3 separate regions of the Homo sapiens genome follow, and all the other regions are linked to region 2. The links are chromatin loops, found by intact Hi-C in ENCODE. Cell type or tissue: Caco-2. All regions are shown on one strand.

What was found. Peaks named below come from ENCODE experiments on the same cell type or tissue, not always from the same donor. Only the 100,000 strongest peaks of a DNase experiment are listed, where the experiment ranks them.
Region 1: a loop joins it to region 2, with 2.3 times the contacts of the local background. A loop is called at or near these places in 2 of 110 quality-filtered maps.
Region 3: a loop joins it to region 2, with 14 times the contacts of the local background. A loop is called at or near these places in 6 of 110 quality-filtered maps.

The regions. Positions count from the first base shown.
Region 1 is chr11:112,342,577-112,350,576 of GRCh38, reverse strand. The region is part of intron 2 of LINC02762 (long intergenic non-protein coding RNA 2762); the gene reads right to left. It overlaps LOC107984388 (a long non-coding RNA gene), which reads right to left. Exons shown (of 2, transcript XR_001748386.1): 2 at 7,043-7,276. Among named protein-coding and RNA genes, the nearest start is that of LINC02762, 76 kb to the right of the region's middle. In Caco-2, a CTCF peak has its summit at 4,698 (motif pointing left); a DNase peak (open chromatin) is centred at 4,742.
Region 2 is chr11:112,552,713-112,560,712 of GRCh38, reverse strand. LINC02764 (long intergenic non-protein coding RNA 2764) reads left to right here and starts at 4,911. Exons shown (of 4, transcript NR_104155.1): 1 at 4,911-5,036; 2 at 7,352-7,548. In Caco-2, a CTCF peak has its summit at 4,831 (motif pointing right); a DNase peak (open chromatin) is centred at 4,812.
Region 3 is chr11:112,437,712-112,445,711 of GRCh38, reverse strand. No RefSeq gene overlaps it. Among named protein-coding and RNA genes, the nearest start is that of LINC02763, 41 kb to the left of the region's middle. In Caco-2, a CTCF peak has its summit at 4,969; no DNase peak of the experiment used is centred here.

The sequences.
Region 1 (8,000 bases), 210 kb after region 2:
TCCTCATAGTGAAAGATGCAGCTCAAGCCCCATCCTGTATTCTATGTCCCCTTTACAGGTTAGGAAACTGAAGCTCAGAGTGGTTAAGGAATTTTGTCCAAGGTCACCAGAAAGTGAGGCTAGAAATGCGATCCTAACTCCACCTGTCCGACTCCAGGTCCAACGGTCCCTCCACGCTGAACTCCTACAGCAACCCTGGCCTGAAGCACTCACAGGGCAGTGAAGTTTACAACATCCTGATGTCCTCTTCATTGTCACCTGGAGATTTTAGTTTGAGCTTTTAAGTCCTTATTATCAAATTTCTATTCACATCTTTTCCTCCTACCTATATTTTTGGCACCTTGAGACAGGAATGGACTTTTCACTTATACAGATCTTTTCATAGCCACTGGCAGGGCTCGATGGAGATGGCTGATGCTGGTGTAGGGCCAGCGTGGGGGTCATTCTCTGAAACCTAAAACACATACCCACTCCTCCAGGGAAGTACACACACTCCTCAGAGAGTTGGCTTCAGCCAGCTGGACACATTGGGCTCTGCCTCCTCCAAACACAGTGGCTTCATGAACCAATTGATTCCAGAGATGGAACCTCTGCCATTCCCTCTCAGCCCCAGGTCCCTCCCAGAGCTGGAAGCAGACCAGGCCTCATGCTTGAGTGGGGCATCCCAGAGCCCAGCTTCTAGAAATAGGGCTGGATATCCACACTGACACATTTGCCTCCGTCTCCTTCTGCTTTCCCCCTTCCTTTCCTGTCCCCAGTCTCTCCTCTCTCCTCTTTCCAGGACCTCCAGGTTGCCTAAAGCTAACCTCTGCTACTGAGTGGCTACTGTAGGCCAGGCACTATTCTAAGCACTTTATAGCTGTAACCATTGCATTGAACAAGAAGGACTCAGGAAGTGATGACACAAAGGTATTTTTACTCTGAGTCTCACAATTTATTTATGCCTCCTCAGTGGGGGTGGGCTTTCTTGGATAAAACCTCAGTCCACATGGTTCTTTTGGCCCCTTAATAAAACTTCTGGAGTCACTTTAAAGTACAAACAGCCTTAAGTCCACAATTACAATGGTTCAACTCCACGCAATAACCAAAAGTAAAGACTTGACTAAAAGGTGAAATGTTCTTCCCGTGTCCAGCTGAGCTCTGCAGCGTGGGGGCTTTTTGAAGCATGTGTGACCGTGGGGAACAAACAAAGTGGTATGGGGGTGTGGTCTGTGGTGGCCATGGGGGTAGCCACTCAAACCTCTTTCAGGAAAACCCACCAAGAGGAGCAGAGTTGACTGACAGCCCAGGAGCCACACTTGGGATCTGCCCCACATTTGCACCAAGGCTATAGTTCCCAGGGACGCCCCCATCTAAAAGCTGAGTGCTGCAAAGGTGCTAGAACCAGGCCATTGCTGCCTGCCAGGAACTCTTCTGTTGGGCAACCTTGGCCAGGGCCAGAGAGGGGACTAGCCAGCCTTGCCCAGACCCACTCCCCACTGCACTGCATCTGAGACTTTTCCTACCCAGTCCTCCTTCTTTCCCACTCCTGAACCATGGACCAAAGCCTTTATGCCTAAACTTGCTTCCTTTCCCTTTATCCTTCATAGGTATTTCCCCTAACAAATCTCTGCCTCTCAGGAGCCTGAATTGATATGTGACCTTTTTTTTCCTGCCTGGCAGTTTCTACTCCTCACCAGCCAAAGGGGCCAGTGGCCGCGTGGGAAGCAGGTGTCATCAGCTTCTCCTTTTCTCCCTCTGTTCCTCCCATCTCACTTACTGCTCCTTCGCCTCCCGTCTCACACCCAGACTGGCCCTGACTTAAGATGGCTCTCACTCCCAGGACCTGGCAGGGCTTTAACACCAACCACGTTTCTTATGTGGCACTTTCATGGGTTCCTCAATAAGGGCAGCGCCTCTTCTGCTAGCATTTCCTGTCCTCCCCCTCAATTTCAGTGTATTAGTCAGGGTTCTCTAGAGCAACAGAACCAATAGGATGTGGATGGATGAATGGATGGATAGATAGATGATAGAGATAGAGAGAAAGAGAGAGGGTAGATAGATAGATGATAGAGATAGATAGATAGATAGATAGATAGATAGATAGATAGATAGATAGATAGACAGACAGACAGACAGACAGACAGATAGAGGATTGGATTGCCCAAATATGGAGGCTGAGAAGTCCCAAGATCTACAGTTGGCAAGCTGGAGACCTGGGAGAGCTGATGGTGTAGTTCTAACCCAAAAGCCAGCAGGCTAAAGACCAAAGGGAGCTGATGTTTCGGTGCAGCTCCAAAGCAGAAAAAGACAAGTGTCCCAGCTCAAAGCAGTCAGGACAAAGGAATTCCCTCTTTTCTCAGCTTTTCTGTTCTATTCAGGTCTTCAATTGATTGGATGAGACCACATTAGGGAAGGCAACCTGCTTTACTCAGTTTAGCAATTTAAATGTTCATCTCATCCAGAAACACACAGCCACACCCAGGATGATGTTGAACCAACTGTCTGGGCACTCTGTGGCCAGAAAATTATGTGACACATAAAATTAACCATCACATCCAGCTACTGCCCCCAACAGGGACACCCCACAGTGCCTTAATGCTAGTGTTGGGAGCCCTCTCTTGGCCGGATACATTTTCTGGCCTCCTTCAGCCTACAAATCTCATACCTGGCCGAGGGTGCAGGTGTGACCTGCTATGGGAGAGGAATGTGACTGCTTCCAGATGCCATCTTCCACTCTGCTGCCTCAGTCATGAGCCATGCCCAGGCCTCCGTGTTCCCAGTGGTAGGAGGTTCTTCAGGCTCTCCGAGTGGTCACCTCTCCACCACTCCCCCTGGGAATTGGGGAGGATGGGGAAGGACCCCCAGCTCACCCACAACTCTCTCAGAAAAATACTTCTCAATCTCTCTCAGCCCTTTAGTATGCTCCTATGATTATGGAGTTCAAGAAGTAGTGAACTAGTTGCTGTTCATCTACTGTAGTCTGGGTATAACTCCATCTTTGCATTTCAGCCTCTATTGTATCTTGGTGCCATGGCAGAAACTTTTTACACATCCTGTTACATAGGTATTTCTTCATTTTTAAGCCTCACAAAAACCTTGTAAGATAGGAGTCATCCTTACCCCCATTTTACAGATAGGGAAATTGAGGTACAGGGAGGTTGAGGAGTTTGTTCCATATCATACTGCTATTAAATGGTGGGGCTAGGATTTAAACCCAAACGGTCTGGCGCTCATCCCTACATTGCACTTACACAATGTTAGAGGGAAGAAGAAGAATGGCAATGGCACAAAATTATTTCTTCTCCATCAGAACAGTATTTTACTGAGTGAAGACTCAGTGTCCTACATAGAGTCACAGTCAGCACTGTCTAGCAGGTATGTGTTTCTTGCCTGTAATAGGTCACAGTTTGATTGATACTTGATTTGGTCTGTTTTCTCCAGTTTGCTGCCCTATCTCTCCTCTCCCCTTGGAGTCTCAGTTTCCTCACCTATAATAGGAGGATAATATAAGATCCGCCTCACAAGGCCATGGTGAGAATTAGCAATAATAAACATCAGATCAATGGCACATGATTATATGGTGGTAAGAGCATTAATTCTAGGATCAGCAGATTTGGGGGTCAAAGACCAACTTCAATATTTTTTAGCTGTGTCCCACGGGCAAGATACCTAACCTTGCTAAGCCTCTTGTGGACACAACATAGTACCTACATTACAGAATAGTTGTAAAATGAGACTTAGTAAAGTATTTGTAAAGGGCTTGGACAGGTAACCAGCATTTGATAAAAATCAGTGTTTGCTGCTGCAGCTGCTGCTGCTAATTCACGCATTTGTTGTGCTCCTTCCCTGATGTAGTCACTGTGCTGGTTTTGAGACAAACAATGGATGCGCTCCTTCCCCATAAGGAGCTCATGGCCTGGTGAGGGAGGCAGGCAGATGAGTTGACGGACAAGAGCGAGGCATGAGGTGGGTGCAATGAGACAGTGAACACAGGGCCAGGGAGTAGAGAAAGGATCCTCTGTGACCGCTTCCTTCCAGACTTGGCTTTGGCTTTGCTGACCCATCCCTTGCTCAATGCCCCAGGATAAGAAGTCCACCTCTGACTTCAATGGCCTGGATTATCGCTTGACTCAGAATCAGCAAGTTATGCTGTGGTGGCAGGAAGCGGCCCAGTGAGGAGATGGCTGTGTTTGCAGCTATCTGAAATACCTGCTCTCTAAAAAAGAAAAAATATATATCTTCTGAACCATAAATGCTGCTGGTGAGGGCTCAGAGATGGCATATGTCCCCCAGATAAGTTAACCAAGCTTATAATGGGCTCCTCACACATCACCAGAGGCCACCTGTGAAGGCAGCGCACCCCCCGGGACTGAAACCACGTCGTTCCACCCTTTGAGCCAGCTCAGTGACCGGCTCAACTCAGAGGCAGCTGGCTTCCCTGCCCAGAGGAGCTAGCCTCCGGTATTAGCACCACCAGAGCTCCCAGGATCTCCTCTCTCACCAAAGTTGCTGTTGAATTCCAGGCAGGACCTCCCTAAGAGGAAGCAAAGCCTCACAGGCCTGGGGCCCGAGGACCCTCTGGCCTGCTGTGGAGACTGTGACTTTCACAGCATGAAAGCCACAAACCTACTGGAGGCCTCCCACCTCATTTTCACTGCACCCTTCCCCCCAACACCTTCCAGGCCCAGGCAGGGGCCAGCTTCTCCCCCTACAGGCCTCTTTTGTGCCTGGCATCTGTTGTCCGTCTGCATCCTCACTGCCCCACCCTTGTTCAGATCTGCCTTGTGACCCAGCTGGACTGTGTCAAAGAGCGCCTAATGGCACTCCTCCCTCTAACCTCATGCCTCCTGACGCCACCTTGACACCTGGGTGAGGGGGACATTTAGCTCTCGCCAGGCCACTCCCCTCCTCAGAAATCTCCCCCAGCTCCCCACCACCCAGCAGAGGGACAGAGCCATGGGCTCAGGCCAGACGCAGTGTGTAGATAAGTTTTGTTTGACCTACGTAGTGTTTGTAAAATTTTTGAATGATAATTTTAATATCAGGAAATGCATATAAAAATTCAGGTTTCTGGCTTTTCTCAAGTACCAGGAGAGCTGGCAAGGGTCCGTATATCTACCTGGAGCCATCAGCTGGAGCTGGGTTGCAGCAGCTGCTCACCCCACCAGCTTCAGCTGTTCACCCACATCAGGGCCACTGTAAACATTGGAGTGTGGGACCCCAGCCAAGTGTTTAAGTCCAGACTCTTTGGGCTCCTTCCCTTAATCCCTTCCTAAGTCTTCCTCATAACCTCATCTCTCGCTATAGACAGAGGGAGCACATGATGTATCTTTCAAACTGGAACAATTTTGAAAGTAAAAAGAGACAACAGGAATCATTAACAGCTGTTCACTGAGCCACGAGAGTCATAAAGTGGGACTTTTTCTGGGCAACCTGGGCATAAGGTCTCCCAACTACTGGCCCCAACTTGGGCATCACACACCCCAAACTCCAACCAAGACACATCGCTCATGCTTCCTTAATGGAGCCTACATTGGCAGGTCAGTGCTTTCACCCCTGTTTTCCTGCTTCTAGAAATATCCTTCCTTCCCATCTCAGCCTGTCAAGATCCAGCCAGCACTTCAAAGCCCAGACCAAATGTGACTGCTTCCTGGAAGCACTCCCATGTTTCCTAGTTGGAATTCCTCTTCCCTCTTCTGAGTGTGTAAATTTGCTATGACCCTTCCTTGTGTCTCGCATTAGAATCATGCCATACATTCAGCCAACAAACATTTATGGACCACTCAGGATCCAGCAGTGAGCAAGGCCAAAGTTCCTCCCCTCGGTGAGCATGTATTTGACCGCAAGTGTCACCCTTGCTCATTAGCTTACAAACTTCTCAAGGACAGGAATTGCGTGTGGAAGGTCTGGTGCTCTGAACCCAGCAGATGATCAAGAATATTTGCCACATTAAATTGTAAAGACCTCTCTGAGCCTTACCCTCCTCCTCTGCCACAGGGGGATCATACCCACCCTTCTTCCCTTCCAGTATAGCTCTGAGGCTTCATAAGAAGCCAAGGGATGGTTCTTTGTAAAGTTAAAAATATTTTAGCATTGTAGAGTTCTAAAAACAGCAGCTACTGAGCAATGCAAACTGCGGTCAGCACATCCTGTATCACCTCCTTTTAAATGATAAACATTATCATTCCCTGTTAACAGAGGAAGAAACTGAGGCTCAGAGAAATTGATTGGCTGGTGAGGGAGAGCCAGGCTCAGTCCTGAGCCTGTTTGGTGTTTGGCTCTGGACTCTGAATGTTTCTGCCACACCATGCTGAATATTAACTAGATTCCAGTGTGACCCAGTTTCTCCTTTAGGAACAAGAAAGACTAGAAGTGCATCTGAGGGAAATCTAACTTTAGCATCCCCCTGGGAAGTACCTTAGCAGATACTGTTTCCACCCTAAATGACAGTGGAGAACATAAACAGTGACTGGCACGGAGGGACCAAGATGTCTGGATCCCTGGGCCTAAACCTGTCTGCCCCCACCCCCACTGTGCCTCCAGCATCCCCATGGACATTGCCCCCTCAGCCTCTCTGGGCAGTGGGGACCTTCAGAGGCTGCAGCAGGCCTGGTCTAGGGCTGTGACGGGTGATAAATCTCCCTGAAGTGGAGGGTCATATCTGTGAAGGTCCCCTGCCCTACCCGCAACACACACACAGGTCTGGAGACTCCATTTAGCACAGGCGAGGAGGAGGGAGGGGAGAGTGGCAGGAGAAGCACAGTGTTCTCAGTTCACCTGCTGAGATTATGAGTACCTTTCACCTGGGGCTGCTTCCCAGGCCTGAAGTCTGTGCCTGGCTCTCTGCAGGAACTCTGGTCATTGCCAGGAAGAAGCACAAATTGGGTTAAAAAGCCATGCTACCATGATTCCAGAACTCCCATTCTGTGAGGCTGTGCTTCCCATGTCAATGAACAGCCAACTCCCTGTAAATGTCTGCTGATTTCTATAATTACTTGGGGAAAATGTCATGTTTGCCACTGTGCTATTAGTGTAGCACACAGGCTAAGATGCAAACAACTCCACACCAACATAAATATTTTTAATGGCGCTGTTCCAACTCTCTGGTGCATGTGCTTCCAGATGATCACACAAGAGAAAATCAAAAAGAAGGATCTTCTGTTATGAAATGTAGTCATACGGAGGCTGCGTCTGAAGACAGACAGTTCCAGTCAGCTGTAAAATCCAGTGTGATCCTGCATTTGAAGCCATATGTATTCTCTCTTCCTTGAGACTTGATCACTACCTGATTTGACTGTGAAACAAAATGCTGGATATTTAAGCAGTTTTCACAGGAACCCTTAGCAAACGCATCATAGGAACTGAAAAAGGGAAGAATCAGGCTGACCTTTGGGTAAGTCAATATACTTCCTTGGGCCAAGGTTGTCCCATCTATAAAATCGGGATAAGATATCAACTGACCAAAGTGAGTATGACTTTCTTGTACTTCCTTCAAGCTCTGAAATACATGATGCATTGAAGGCTTGTGATTTCATGCCAAAGTAACTTGCAAATAAATGTCAGGATTAACCAGGTGGCGTGGCTCACACTTATAATCCCAGCACTGGAGGCCAAGGTAGGGGGATCACTTCAGGTCAGGAGTTCGAGACCAGCCTGGCCAACATAGTGAAACTCTGTCTCTACTAAAAATAGGGCAACATGGTGAAACCCCGTCTCTACTAAAATACAAAAAAATTAGCCAGGCATGGCATCTTGTGCCTGTAGTCCCAGCTACTTGGGAGGCTGAGGCAGGAGAATTACTTGAACCTGGGAAGCAGAGGTTGCAGGGAGCCGAGATCATGCCACTGCACTCCAGCCTGGGTGACAGAATGAGACTCCATCTCAAAAAAAAAAAAAAATTAGCTAGGTGTGGTGGAGCACACCTGTAATCCCAGCTACTTGAGAGGCTGAGGCAGGAGAATTGCTTGAACCTGGGAAGCGGAGGTTGCAATGAGTCGAGATCACACCACTGCACTCCA
Region 2 (8,000 bases):
CTTCACTGAATGTCCTGGCTCCAACCATCTCCAGGTCTGAATTTTCATTCATTTCTCTAAAGCAGAAAACTCAGACGGTATTGTAGTCCAAAGTCAAGAAAATGAGCATGCAGCAGTGTTCCTGAGTTTGGTGCAGAAACAATGGAGAGATTGCAGTAGAGTTAAATGTTAAATATAGCCTTGAAGGTAATTAAGGATTAGAGGGATTAGAGAAGGTGCTTTATAACAAGGTCTGCCTATTAAGATAAAATGTGCAGATTACTATCTGGACCCTGTGTTCAAAACCATGCAAAATTGTCTTCTTAAAAAAAATAGGCCGGGCGCGGTGGCTCACGCCTGTAATCCCAGCACTTTGGGAGGCCGAGGCGGGCGGATCACGAGGTCAGGAGATCGAGACCATCCCGGCTAAAACGGTGAAACCCCGTCTCTACTAAAAATACAAAAAATTAGCCGGGCGTAGTGGCGGGCGCCTGTAGTCCCAGCTACTCGGGAGGCTGAGGCAGGAGAATGGCGTGAACCCAGGAGGCGGAGCATGCAGTGAGCGGAGATCGCACCACTGCACTCCAGCCTGGGTGACAGAGCGAGACTCCGTCTCAAAAAAAAAAAAATAAATAAAATAAATAAATAAATAAATAAAGTTACTCAAGGTGGGCTGACTAGATATGGAAAAATCAGAGAGATGCCCCTTTGGTGGAAGGGTAACTTGTAGATACAGAGACAGGAATTAAACTTCACCAAAGCTGTTACCATCACTACCATGCTGTCAGGTAAACTGTGTACGAGACTACTCACTTCAGAAACAGAATTTGACTGAAATTATACCAATCTCTGTACCTTAAATTCCCAATAGCTTCTTTCATAAGGATGAGAAGATTTAACTGAGAATGGCCCAACCAATTCAATAGAATGCACTACAGGCAGTTTCCTAAACAGTTACCTTTAAACATGAATATCAGCATGAGTTCAAGGAAGTAGTAAAGATGAAGTTCAAGCCAAGTCTATCAGATACCCACGTTCATTGTTTTCCTTTTTTTTTTATCTTTGAGACAGAGTCTTGTTCTGTCACCTGCCTCAGCCTCCTGAGTAGGTGGGACTATAGGCGCGTGCCACCACACCCAGCTAATTTTTGTATTTTTAGTAGAGAGGGGGTTTCACCATGCTGGCCAGGATGATCTCGATTTCTTGACCTCATGATCCACCCGCCTCAGCCTCTCAAAGTGCCGGGATTACAGGCATGAGCCACCACGCCTGGCCCATTGTTTTTCAACTACATCTTCCCCATTGTCACCATTTGCTTCTCATTGTGTTTTAGAGGTGGTGTCTGTTTTTCTTAACTTCCTACCCATTCTTCCACACCTGGCTCCCAGAGGACTTCCCTGACCACTGGAGTCCTCACCTTCACTTTCCGCATCCTCACTCCAGAGACAGTTCAGTTCTGCTTGTTGTTAGAGCCTGGCCTGTGTTGTTTCCTAGTGTGGGAATATTCAGGTCCGTCATCTCTACCATAAACTCCGGTGGTGGTTTTAAAATATGTTCACAAATCCTTGTCTCTTTAAAAAGTGGAGCCTAATTCTCCTCCTTTTGAATGTGGGCTGTACTTAGTGATTTGATTCTAACAATTAGAATGTGGCGGCAGTGACAGCATATATGACTCCTGAGAGTAGGTCATAAAAACATGGTGCTTCCTATCTTCCCGCCCCCCTCTCTCTGTGTGATCTTTTACTCTGGGAGAAGGTAACCGCCATGTCATGAGGACACTCAGCCCAATGGAGAGGCCCATATGGTGAGGAACCGAAGCCTCCTGCCAATGAATAGCCCTTGAGGTCTGCCAACAACTGCGTGAATCACTTACTATAGAATGAAAGAAATGTCAGACATTTTAAAATGCTAAGTCCTAAACCTTTTTTTCCATCTTGAAAGTAGATCCTCCAGCCGCAGGCAAGCCTCCAGATAAGTGCAGCCCCAGCTAGCATCTTGACTGAGGCCCCATGAGAGACTCTGAACCGGAACCACTTGGCTTCCTGACCCACAGAACTGTGGGAGGTAATAAAATGTTTACTGTTTTGAGCTACTGCATTTTAGAGTTGCACCACAGATAACTAATGTCTTACACAGGGTTGGTCTCCTAGTAGGTATCTGTTAAGTATTTGCCAGCCAATTGCTTTGACTGGGAAGAACAGTCTGTCACCCTAGGACATGGGAGAGCTTGGGAAAGGCTATAATTTGGACCTTTTAGGTGGCAAAGAGATATGAAATGGTGAAGGGCACAGCGTGATAGAATGGTGTATTCTTTTCCTGCAGCTGCAATAACAAATTACCACAAACTTGGGGGCTTAAAACAACATAGATTTATTCTAATTCTGGAAGCGAGAAATTGGAAATCAGTTTCACTGGCCTAAAGGCAAGGTGTCAGCAAGGCTGGTTCCTTCTGGAAACTCTAGATGAGAATCCATTTCCTTGCTTTTCAAGCTACCACAGCTGTATTTCTTGCATTTCTTGGCTCGTGGTCACTTTCTCCATCTCTCTCTGCTACTGTCTTCATAGCACCTTCTCTTTTACAAGGACACTTGTGGTGACATCTGTCCCACACAATAATCCAGAATAAAGTTCCCATCCCAAGATCTGTAATTTAATCACATCTGCAAATTCCCTTCTGCCATATGAGGTAACATTCACAGGTCCCGGAAATGAAAATATGGACATATTTGCAAGGGGCCGTTATTTAGCCTCCTACCACAAGCAGAAAAGCCTCGCTTCTTGAATCAAGACAGATTGGAATTCAAATCCTCCGATTAATCATTGTGTAATGTTGAACCAATAACATTAAACTGAGGCAAGTTTTTTAAATCTCCATAACAAAGAGAAAACTTCTTAAATGAATACTACATATAAATGCACCTGGCACTTAGTGGTTTTGTTTTTTTTTTGGTTATTCAGTTTCTAAATAAATGTTAGCTTTTCTCTGTCTTCATTGTATTGAGTAGCTAGGAAGAAAAAGATCCAGGCCAAGAAGGAAGAGGACTCAGAGGCTGTGAGACTTGTAACTAGTTTTATATGGCACTTATTGTTTACAAGGCAGTTTAATGTCTATTATGTAATTTGATTATTAATCCCATTTTACCAAATGAAGGAAACAGAGGCACAAAGGAGTTAAGTGATTTTACCAAAATCACCCTGCTAGTGTCAGAACTGAGTTTCCCGATGCTAAATCCTAAGTTTTTTCCTTTATATCAAATGTATTTGAGTAGAGTCTGCAAAAAAACGAGAACAGCCACCAAATAAAGCAAAGGAAATGAGAAAAGAAGGCCGACCAAATAGTGTATTACTATGAATCGGTGAAGGAGTAGTGCACAAAAGCTTTTAGAGGACAGAAAGGAAATGCAATTATAAGAAGATAGTGTTCCTCCGAGCAGGTCCAGGCTGGCTCTCAGGGAAGCAGGGAGAGAATGGGACTTACCTTCACCTTGATACGATCCACTCTAATTCCTTTCCTCTCACAAAGAAAGGCACAGAGAAGCAATGTGGAGAGTGCTCTCTGAACTTTGGGAATAAAAAACTTTCTGACGTGGCTAATCAGTTTGGCTTATCCAATGAGATACCATCACAGGAGTCAAAGGCGAATCTGGGGATGATTCTGGGAGGGAACAACATTGGATGGTACCGCTGCATGGCCTGTCTGGCTCCTGAGCGTGATGTGTTCTCCCTCTCATCTGCTAGATGGGGGCCAGACTCAGAAGGTAGGAGAGCTGCTCTGCTGGGGGCCGAGGTTGCAGTGAGGGGAGAAGTGTGTTACTGCCTAGGGTGAGAAATCACATCAATAATAAACACATCGCATATCCCCCTTCCAATTTGCAAAGCACTAATACCCTATATTTTTTTCACTTAGCCTCACAAAATCATGCTCATTTTACAAAAAAAAGAAAAAGGAAATGGATGAAATGAAAGAGCTACTACCATTTATTGAATGTTGAATATGTGCTAATCACTGGACAAGGAGGCTTGTGCCTTTGTGATTAGCACATACAAGGATCATATAAATGTAATCATCTCAATTCCTCTGTGAAGTACGTCTTTTTACCTCCAGAAGGACTTAAGATTCAGAGAGGGTAAGAGGCTTGCCCAAAGACCGCAGCTACCAGGTGACAGATCAGAATTCAAATGCAGGACGACGGCAAGATGCTTACTAGCAGATCATTTTAAACGAGCATGCCTGGCACGCAGTAAGCACTCCGTAAGTAGTGTCGTCTGCTACCACTGGTGTTCTTAGAAAGGCTCTGGCCCAACCCTATCCTAGAATCATCACTCCATTGCAGGCTTGACACTGGAACCAACTCTTTGCTCTGGAATTAGGTCAAATCATTGCTGGCTTCAGGCCCTTCTCCATTAAAAAACGTACCCATGGAGATAATGAATGCACTGAATTTCTACCAGTCATTACGCCTTGGTGTCAATCAGAAGGAATGTCCCATAGGAAGGCTAGGACTGGGCATTCCTCTCTACCTATCACATGATTCGATGAGCACAGGGTGCTGTGGTTTGATGTATAGAGTCTGCCTTTCTTAAAGGAGCCCTGATTGTGGCCTGGAGGGGCCTATGTGACATGATTCCCGTGAGGCCAGCCTAGCAGAGGGCAGGATGGCTATCTCTCTACTGTGGCTACAGCTGCCTTTGGAGCTTTCTCAGGAATCCCGGGTGTCCACTGATTGAACAAATGTACACAAACACAGCAGAGCCTGCTCCTGCCAGAAACAGACTCAAAGCTACAGCGACCAGTCCCAGAAAAGTTCCCCCAGGCCAGCTCAACTCCCACCAGCAGGGGTCACACCTGAGCAGCCAGAAGGGTGAGGGGCCCTGATAGTCTGGCCTACCAACCAGCAAACCTTTGTATGCTGCGGGTGAGGTCCATACTCAGTCAGCACATGGAAGGGGAACTGGAGGAGAACATTAAGCTGAGAGGAGGTCCTGGTGGGCTGGGGCCAACTCCCCAGGAGCAGAGGAAGCAGCCAGCAGCCTGGATGGGCAGAGGTGAGACCAGGGTAAGCTACACCTCAAATTGTGCCTCTGCAGGTGGCTACCAATGTCACCTTAATGAGGTGTCTCAGACAACCAGAGGCAGCTGTTCACCTGATGGCCCTTCCCGGCTAGTGGCAGGAGGCTATGTCACTTCCCCTCGAATGCCACCCCGGTCAGATGGCCAGATAGAAGCTGAAGTAGCCCTGAGTCAGTCCTGGAACCAGAGCCCCCACAGTGGGCACTGAACAAGGCCATGACCCGTCCCAGCTGAAAGGGTAGAGAGGGCCCTTTCCATAGCCATTTGGGTTCTGATTTTTTATTCTTTTCCTCTGGAAGAAGAGTCAAAGGACCTTCCTCAGCAAGGGAGGTGGTAGGAACGAGGGTGAATGTCACAGGCTGGGTTTGGATGCTTTTGTGGTATCTCAGAGTCTGAGCACGAGACATATCTGAAAAAAAAATCTTGAATAAAACATGGAAAATGAAGTCCACCTTCCAGAGTTTTTCTCATAGCTGGGAGTTGGGGCATCTGTGGCAGCTGACTTCATTTTCCCCTTAGCATCTGAGGTCCTCACAGCAGGCAGACCCAGCTAGACTTCAGATGACTCCATCCACAGGGGAACAGGATTCAAATCGCCTCCTGATAACCTCTGGGGACATTATTTTTCCCCCTTCTGGTTAATTTCTATTTCAATGTTAAGCAGAGACCCTTCTTGCCTCTCGGCTACTATCCCATTTATTAGTTTAATTTAGAAAAGGACTCTTTAAAACATTCCATTGAAATGATTATCCTGGACTGGGAAAGGAGCCCCAGCCACAGTGGGTGGTTTGTGTTGCTCGGAGGCCATGAGGCTGGCACTGGCTCCCCGGTGAGTGATGGGGACACACCCTGTGGCCCGGGGCTAGAGGACAAGGGCTAGAGCACAGTGCCCTGCACCTAGCTCCTTGATGGGTCAGAGCCCAGTTAGGCTGTGTGCAGGGGGAACAAGATGGGTGCACCCACAGATAGGGGGCTGAGGTGGGAGAGGGTAGGCATGGGGGGCTGACCCCAGGCAGGACCAAGACCTGAGCTTACAGGTACAGGGCAATCCCCAGGATGCCTTGCTGCCCTCAGTCTCCAAAGCAGGCGGAAATCCTCACCTGTGCTTAGCATTCCCCTACCTCTGTGGCAAGGAGTCCTGCTCCCTGAGGGTGACTACTTGGTCCCTGGCCCTGACTGCCCCAGGACAAAGTACAGAAAGGTCTGTTGAGAGTCAGCAGGTGAGGTTGGAAGAGGTAGGCTTTGAGGCAGACAGAATGAATCTAATTCAGACCCACCACTCACTGGCTAGGCGACCGCGGGCAAGTGAGTTAATTTCTTTATGACTGACTTTCTTCCTCTGAAAGCTGGAGATGATGATAGCTACCTCAAAGTATTTGGTAAGGAGAGTGTATGAGCGCAGGAAGAATGGCCAGTGAGGAGCCTGTCAAGTAGGTGCTCAATAAAAGTCCTTTTCCGCTTCCCTTTCCATCTGAGTAGGGCCGGGGGAGAGGGCCCAGCGCTCAGCCTGGCAGATTTGCTGCCAGCCCTATTGGTACCTGATGCTCTTTCTCTGAGTCTCCTACTTGAGGGGACATGATCCACAGGGAGACAGAGCCTCAAACCTGAGACAAGGCCAGCCTGAACAGAAGCTGGACAGATGCTAGGTATTCACTGGGCACAACCCCTGGAGGCCATGTAGGGAAGCACCCACAAGCACCCACATTTGCATGGTGTTCTATAAACCTCAAAGCATCTCGGCCTATGTTTCAGCATTTGCCTAATACCACCCTTTGAGGTAGATAGAGCAGGTATGCCCTTTATCTTTCTCATTTTACAGACGAGAAACCCAAGGTTTCAGCAGTTTCTATAACTTGCCCAAGGTCACAGAGCTAGTGAGATGCAGAGTTGGGGTTCAAACCCACTTCTTCCGGCCTCCAGTCCAGTACCCTTTCCACCATGCCCTGTTAACAAGCATCTTTCCACTGAAGCTTCTCCTGAGGCTGAGGAGGAGATAAGATTCCGTTCAAGGTTAACCACAGCCTCTGAGTTGGAAGGACTGGGGTGGGGGCTGACCTATCTGGACTGGATTGTTGATTTAGTGCTAGCTTGACCCCTTCAATTAGCTGCTGGACAGAGCCAGGCCCAGGAGAGATGAACAGCAGGGCTTAATGGAAATGGGGATGCTGGTGATGATATGAACAATCTGAATTATGGTCTCAATTTGCACAGAGCCTGATAGATTTGCAATAATTCCAAACCAGGTCAAGTGTCTGTGTCTCCTCTTTTGCTGATCTCACACAAGGTATCTCCATTTGTCAGGCTCCGACTCCCTCTCTCCCAGAAGCTGCCCGCCCCCTCTTCCCCCCTGCTTTTGCAAAGTTTTCTGAGTTCCATCTGCAGTACTCTGACCTGAGGGCACCTCTACAGCTGGGCCCAGAGGGACTGAAGCTGCTACTAGCATGGCACGGTCCTGGGAGCTTTGAGGACACCCACAGAGACAGACGGTGCACACCGAGGTAAGAAAAGGGTCAGCTCTCCATCATCCCGAGGCCTCATGCTGTGGTCATTTTTGTTTGTTTTGAGATAGAGTTTCACTCTCATTGCCCAGGCTGGAGTGCAATGGCATAATCTCGGCTCACTGCAACCTCTGCCTCCTGGGTTCAAGTGATTCTTCTGCCTCAGCCTCCCAAGTAGGTGGGATTACAGGCACCTGTCACCATGCCTGGCTAATTTTTTGTATTTTTAGTAGAGACGGGGTTTCACCATGTTGGCCAGGCTGGTCTCAAACTCCTGACCTCAGGTAATCCTCCTGCCTCAGCCTCCCAAAGTGTTGGGATTACAGGCGTGAGCCACTGCGCCTGGCCCTGTGATCGTTTTTAAGACAAGGAGATAGCATAATTTGGTATCTTAGGGGATCATCTTGTGTAGGTGTAAAATGGCTACAATTAATGGATGCAGAGATACAGTT
Region 3 (8,000 bases), 120 kb after region 2:
AACACTAGAAAGAGGACGACTGCACAGAAAGAGAGCACCAGGGATCCACACATGGGAGTCCTCAAATATTTAGCTGAATAGGGATATGCACATGCATGGTCTGAAACTCTATGTGTAAAGCAGTTGGCCAAACAATTTCTGGAGCTCACAGTGAATTTTAACTAGTTCATGTTCTCACCTGTCAGAGTGGAGAAAAACATGATGCCTCATAATACATGGAGCATCAGAAAAAGTGTACAACAGGGAATTCAAAGGTAGCCTTTGTTGTGAAGCTAATTCTAGACTAAAGACTACTCTGAACTCAAACTAATAAAACTTAAAACTAAGCTTCAAAATAATTGAACCCCCAAGTAACCTAACTATATGACAGAAAAAAAAGAGTCCAACACTTTCTAAAACATAAAAGAAGACCTGAATTTAACCTCTAGTGATTTAAAAAATCAGTAGCTGAAATAAAAAACGCACTGAATCAGATTAACAGCAGATTAGATAATATAGGAAAAACAGCCAAAATGAAGCATGGAAGGCAAAAGGGAAAAATAACAGAGCAAGTAGCCAATGGAAAAATACCAAGCAGACTAAAATTTGTGTAATTTAAGTCTGAGAAAGAAAGAAGAGGGAAAGAACTCCCCCACAAAAAAACTACTTGAGAAAATAATAGCCAAAATATTTCTACAATTGATGAGAATAATAAATCTACACACTCAAGAAGTTTTTAAAAGCCTAAGAAGAATAAATATGCCAAGAACCACACCAATGAACAGCATAGTTAAACATCTGAGAGCCAAGGATAAGGAGAAAAGCTTAAAAGTGGCCAGGGAGGCAGGAGGAGATGTTACATACAGAGAAGGAAAAATGGAAAAAATAGATTCCTCATTAAAACCACCCAAGCCCTAAGAAAAGTGAATAATAGTATTTAAACATAAAAAGAAAAAAAACTGCCAATCTACATTTTTATACCCAGCAACAATATCAAAAATGAAGGCAAATAAAGACTTTTTCAGAGAAACAAAAAGCTGAGAGACTTTCACCACAAGAAATGTTAGAGGTACATCTTCAGACAGGAGGACAATGACATCAGACGGAAATTTTATCTACACAAAGGAACAAAGAATGCCAGATACAGTAAATCTAACTTTTTTCTTTTTATTTCCTAATCCCCTTAAAGGATAACTGACTGCTTAAAGAAAAACATTAACAATGTATTATGATGTTCATAACATATGTAAAAGAAAAACAAATGACAACAATTTAAAAGGGGACTAAACATGAAAAGACACTCAACATCACTCCCTTTTAAAGAAATGCAAATCAAAACCACAATGAGATACCACTTCAACACATTAGGATAGTTGTTAGAAACAAACAAACAAACCAAAAACAGAAAATAACAGGAGTCGGCAAGCAAGCATATGAAGAAATTGGAACATTTATGCACTATTAGTGGGAATGCAAGCACTATGGTGCAGACACTATAGAAAACGGTGTGGTAGTTCCTCATAAAGTTAGACATAGAATCATTATATGATCCAGCAATTTCACTCCCAGGCATATGCCCTAAAGAATTAAAATCAGGACTCAAACAGATACTTGCACACCAATGTTCATAGCAGCATTATTCACAATAATCAAAAGATGTGAACAACCCAAATGTCTATCAAGAGATGAATGGATAAACAAAAGCAGTATATTCATACAATGGAATAATACTGTAACCTTAAAAAAAGTGAAATTCTAATATATGCTACAGTGTATGTAAACCTTTAAAATATTATACTAAGTGAAATAAGCCAGACCCAAAAGGACAGATGAAGTATGATTTCACTTATATTATATACATAGAATAGGCAAATTTATAAAGACAGAGGTAGAATAGTAGTCACCAAGGTCTAGGGAGAATGATAAAGATGGCTTTATAGACACAGAGTTTCTGTTTGGGATGAAAAAAAGCATTCTGGAACTAGATAGTGGTGCTAGTTGCATGGCATTGGAAATGTACTAAATGCCAGTGAATTGCACTCTTAAAACAGTGGAAAGGGAACAATAAGACAGAAGATCAATAAGGAAATAGAGGACTTGAACAACACCATAGACCAGGTGGGCCTAACAAACATATACAGAACACTCCACCCACCAATAGCAGAATACACACTTTTCTCAAGAGCACATGGATTATTTCCCAGGATAGACCATATGTTAGGCCACAAAACAAACTTTAATAAATTTTAAAATATTGAGGTCATACAAAGTATCTTTTCTGATCACAATTGAATAAAATCAGTAGCAGAAAGAATACTGGAAATGCACAAACTTGTGGAAATTAAATAGCACACTCTTAAACAACAGTGGGTCAAAAAAGAAATCACAAGGAAAATTAGAAAATATCTTGAGGCAAATGACACTGAAAACACAACATATGAAAATATGTAGGATGCAGCAAAATCAATGCTAAGGGGGAAAATTATAGCTGTAAAAGTGAATATTAAAAAAGAAAAAAGACTTCAAATCAACAACTTAACTTTACACATTAAGGAAAGAGAAAAAGAGCAAACTAAATCCAAAGTTAGCAGAAGGAAGGAAATAATAAAGATTAGGGCAGATAGACAAAATAGAAAATAGAAAAAAAATAGAAAAAATCAATGAAATCAAGAGCTGGTTCTTTGGAAAGATTTTTTTAAATTGGAAAAACTTTAGCTACATCGACCAAAAAAAGAGAGTGGACTCAAAACTAGAAGTTAAAGAAGGGACATTACAACAAATTTTAGCCGACTGCATACTTAAAAATGGTTAAGGTAGTAAATTTTATGTTATATGTATTTTACCACAATTATAAGTAAGAAAAAGAAAAAGAAAAATAACCCTAGAAAGATGGTCTGAGACCAAGAAGGCAAAAAAAGATAAATACGTGAATAAGTATACTGTCTTTATAAAACATTGTTACAAGTTTATGAGGTTTTTCTAAGTTAGAATTAAAATTTTCATAAAATGACATTCCCCAAAGTTAGAATTAAATTTTTGATAAAGTGGCACCACCCAAATTTTATGAGGCAAAACGTTCAGATGAGAGGAAATATGAACATGTGCAGTTGAGGGGGATTAGGAGTTTTGATCTGTGGACATTGCTTCTGGTTGGCATGTGGTATTTTTGTTGTTTGTTTTGGTTTTGTTTGCTTGCTTTTTGTTTATAGGAGAGTAGAGGTTTTAATATGCTTACAGGCTAAGGAGAAATAACCAGTGGAAAGGAAGAGATTGGAAATATAGAAAAGATATAGAATACAGAAGGAAAACTTCTAAGTATACTATTCAGGAAGAACTTATAATCTACACTCCTAAAGGAAACATTTAAGATGTACAGGACCTTCCTTCCTCTCAAACCAAACTCATTGTCAGCGAGGACACAGTTCCATATGGAGGAAAAATCTGAGGCATTGTCCATGTGTTCCTTAACATTATCTCTGCCTACTGCTTTTCAACATCCAAAAAAGCAATTTCTCCCAGAGAACTCCTGGCACTGATTTAGTATCCCTTTATCTGGGTAATTTCGATGGTATGAACTGAGAACCATCAAGACCAATTTATGCCTTCATAGCCCACACTCCCACCCCGGATGTGAACACACTTCCACCACCATGGCTTGGATATTTATAATTTCTATAAGCTTATATCAATCAATTGACTCATATCAGAACAATTCATATTATTTGTCTCATTTGAGCATTACCATGGACATATGGTCTTTCATAACTTGTAATTGATCACAGTCATTATTTACTTTTTTAAGCTCATCTTGTTATAGCTTAGCTCATCTTGAGTTCTTGTTATAGCTTAGCTCATCTTGAGTTCTTATAACAGCTTTTCTGCAAAGAACATTTTTTGGAAAATGGTAGCAGAGGCCTGAATATGTTTACTAAAGATGTATATTTCATTATTTCACATGATCATATGAGGTAGTTTAGTGACAGCAGTAAAGAAATTATCTCTTTTTTTCAGACAGTGAGAGTTCATGTCAACACTTCCAGTTTACCTCTAGTTCTACTAATTATGTTTATCTTCTCTAAATTTGATGCACCATGCTATATATTCTTCATACCAAATCATTTGTCTGATTTACACTCTTGCCCTCACATTTTAAAGTTTGTTTACCTTTTCTCTTTTGACTTTTGGCTCTAATATTTGAATTGGCTCCAAAGTGTACATGTCTGTGTGCAGCTCCTCCATACCACTCAAGTACTGACTATTTAAAAGGAAAAAGCAATCTCAACCTCTCTCCAGAGAACCACCAGAAAGATACACAGGCTTAAGATAACTGGCATCTCAGAAGAAATCTCAGGCAATAAGTAACTATTGTAGCAACAAATACAATACAGAAAATACAAGCTTCACAGGTTTTATATAAAAATCTCCTCTAACTCTGTATTTTCACGATCACCAGAGTCATTATTTAATTTGTATCATAGGTAGTTTTAGTTTTGAACTATTATTTCCTTTGGATAAATAGGTATTCATTTATCCAAATGAATTCCAACTTTAAAATATCCAATGAAGAATATCAGAAAATGGTCTGTCTGAGCGAGTGTGACAGGCACACCAGCCTCCATCCCAGAGCAGATCCCAAGATACCCAGTCCTATCTTCAGCTTCTCCTATTGCAGTCAAGAATTTACCCCACTTGTGAGTGACCTGCTGGGTGACACATGCCCATATGAGCCAAGAAGATGGGCCCACCAGCCTTCTCTCCACAGCAGATCCCAAAGACACCAAGTCTCCACTCCAACCCCAGTTACTGCTGCTGGGAGTCATGGAACGGTCTGCTGGGAGGCATGATCAGCTGGGACACTGGGACAGTCTTCTAGACTGTCTTCTGGAGGTTCTTGGCCAGAATCCCCACACAGCCCCCATATCCTCCTTGGATCTTCCCCAGATCCATCTGGGGTGGAAATCTGTGGCAATCTTGGAGCTCTTGAGAGACTTAAGGCAAGCCTAGGCTTAGAGGGTCCCCTACTGGTGAGATGGCTGCAGTGGTCACAGACTCAAGGAACACAACAATTAGTCTGCTTAGAATCTCTGAAAGTCTCTCTGAAGTAGGACAGGTAAAACAGACTGAGAAGACTGAAGTACATACCTCATCTCTCAATGCACAGACATTGTCATACTTCCACAAGCATCAAGAACATTGAGAGAAATATGATCTCAACAAGCAGACAAAATAAGGTGCCTAACCGTAAAGTAATGGAGATGTGTGATCTCTCAAAGAATCAAAATAACTGTTTTAAGGAAGCTCAACAAACTTCAAAAATCACAGAAAATCAATGCAAAAACTTATCAAAGCAATTTAACAGAGAGATTGAAATAATTTTTGAAAGTCAAGCAGCAATCCTGCAGCTGAAAAATACAACGAATAGAACGGAAAATGCACTAGAGATCATCAAAAGCAGAATTGATCAAGTAGAAGAAAGAATCAGTGAGCTCAAAGACAGACTATTTGAAAATACACAGAAGACAAAAACAGGAAAAACTGAAAAAGAATGAGCAAAGCTTACAAGATCTATGGGACAACATCTAAAGAGTAAATATTCATGTTATTGGAATTCAAGAGAGAACTGAGAAAAAAAAAAGGTGTAGAAATCTGATTCAAACATATAATAAAATGTTCCGAATGGAGAAAGATATAAATATCAAGATACATGAAAGCCAAAAGTCACTGATCAGATTCAACCCAAAGAAGAATAACAAATTCACAAAAGCCACAGACGAAAAAAGGATCCTGAAAGCAACAAGAGAAAAGAAGCAAATAACATGTAATGGAGATCTAATATGACTGGCAGCAAACTTCTCAGCAGAAATCCTACAGTCCAGGAGGAAGTGAGATGATATATTCAGAGTACTGAAGGAAAAAAAATGCCAACCAAGAATACTGCATTCAGCAAGATTATCCTGCGAAAATGAAGGAAAGATAAAGAATTTCCCACATAAACAAAAGTTGAGGGAATTTATCACTACCAGATCTGTCCTACAAGTAATGATAAATGGAGTTCTTCAAACCAAAAGAAAAGGATATCAATGTGATTGTTATTGTACTTGTGGTGTTTAAACCACTTATATCGTTAGTAAGAAGACTAAAAGATGAAACTAATAAAATTTTAATTACAACAATTTGTTAAGAGTTAGAGTTTCTTCAAACCAAAAGAAAAGGATGCCAATGTGATTGTTATACAGATATTGTACTTTGCTGTTTAAACCACTTATATCTTTAGTAAGAAGACTAAAAGATGAAACTATTAAGAATGATAATTACAACAATTTGTTAAGGGTTAGGCAATATAAAAAATGCAAATTGTGATACCAAAATTTTAAAATCTAGGGGCAGAAAAGCGCTAATGTGTGCAGAGTTTTTTCTTGGTTTGTTTGTTTTCCTTTTTTGCAATTATAGTTAAGTTGGTATTAGTTTTAAGTATTTGTTATAACTATAGAATGTTTTTGTAAGCTCATGGTAATCACTAAGCAAAAACCTATAACAGATACACTAACAATAAAAAGCAGTAAATTAAAATGTACTACTAGAGAAAAACGCCTAGCCAGAACAAAAGAAAGGAAGAAAGAAAAAAAGGAAGAAATTACAAAACAACTAGAAAATAAGCAACAAATGGGAGTAGTAAGTTCTTACCTGTCAATAATAACTCGAATATAAACGAACTAAATTCTCTATTTAAAAGACAGAGGTGGCTGAGTGGATTAAAAATAAGATCCAACCATATGCTGCCTACAAGAAACTCACTTCACCTATAAAGATACACACAGGCTGAAAGTGAAAGGATAGAAAAAATATTCCATGCAAATGGAAACCAAAAAAGAGCAGAGTAGCTGTACTTATATCTGATAAAATAGACTAAGTAAAACCTTAAGACTCCACTAGAAAATTATTAGAATGGATAAACAAATTCATTAAAGTCACAGTATACAAATCAACATACAAAATCAGTAGTGTTTCTGTACACTAACAGCAATCAATCTAAAATAGAAGTCAATAAAGGAATCCCATTTGCAATAGCTACCAAAAATGAAATAAAATGCCTAGGAATAAATTTAACCAAAAAAGTGGAAGATCTCTACAAAGAAAACTATAAAACACTGATGAAACAAATTAAAGAGGTCACCAAAAAAAGGAAGGATATCCCATGCTTATGGATTGGAAGAAATAATACATAAAATGTCCATATTACCCAAAGCAATCTACAGATTCAATGTACTCCCTATCAAAATACTAATGACATTCTTCACAGAAATAGAAAACACAATTTAAAAATTTGTATGGAACCACAGAAGATTTGTAATAACTAAAGCAATCTTGAGCAAAAAGCACAAAGCTGGAATCACCGCTCTGATTTCAAATTTTACTACAAGGGTATGGTAATCCAAATTCCATAAAAACTACTGTTTTTATGCCAGTAGTATGTTTTATACTACTGGCATAAAAACAAAACTATAGAGCAATGGAATAGAATAGAGAGTCCAGAAATAAATATACATACTTACAGCCAACTCATTTTTGACAAAGGCACCAAGAACTTACATTGGGGGAAGGACAGTCTCTACCTTATAAGGGATTAAAGCCTTAACTGTAAGACCTGAAACTATGAAACTACTAGAAAAAAAAATCGCAAAATGCAACAGGACACTGGGCAAGGCTTTTTTTTCTTTTTAAAAAACAATTAATAGACTTTATTTTTTCAGCAGTTTTAGATTAACAGAAAAATTGAACATAAAGTTCAGAGAGTTCCCATATGCACCCAATCCCTGCCAGTTTCTCCTATTATTAACATCTTGCATTAATATGGTATATTTCTTGCATTTGATGAGCCAATATTGACATTATTATTAACTAAAATCCATAGTTTACATTAAGGTTCTCTCTTTGTGTTGTATAATCTGTGTTTTGACAAATGTATCTAGTGTTGCAGTATCATAGAGCACTATCTTAAAAGTCCCTTATGCTCTATTTAT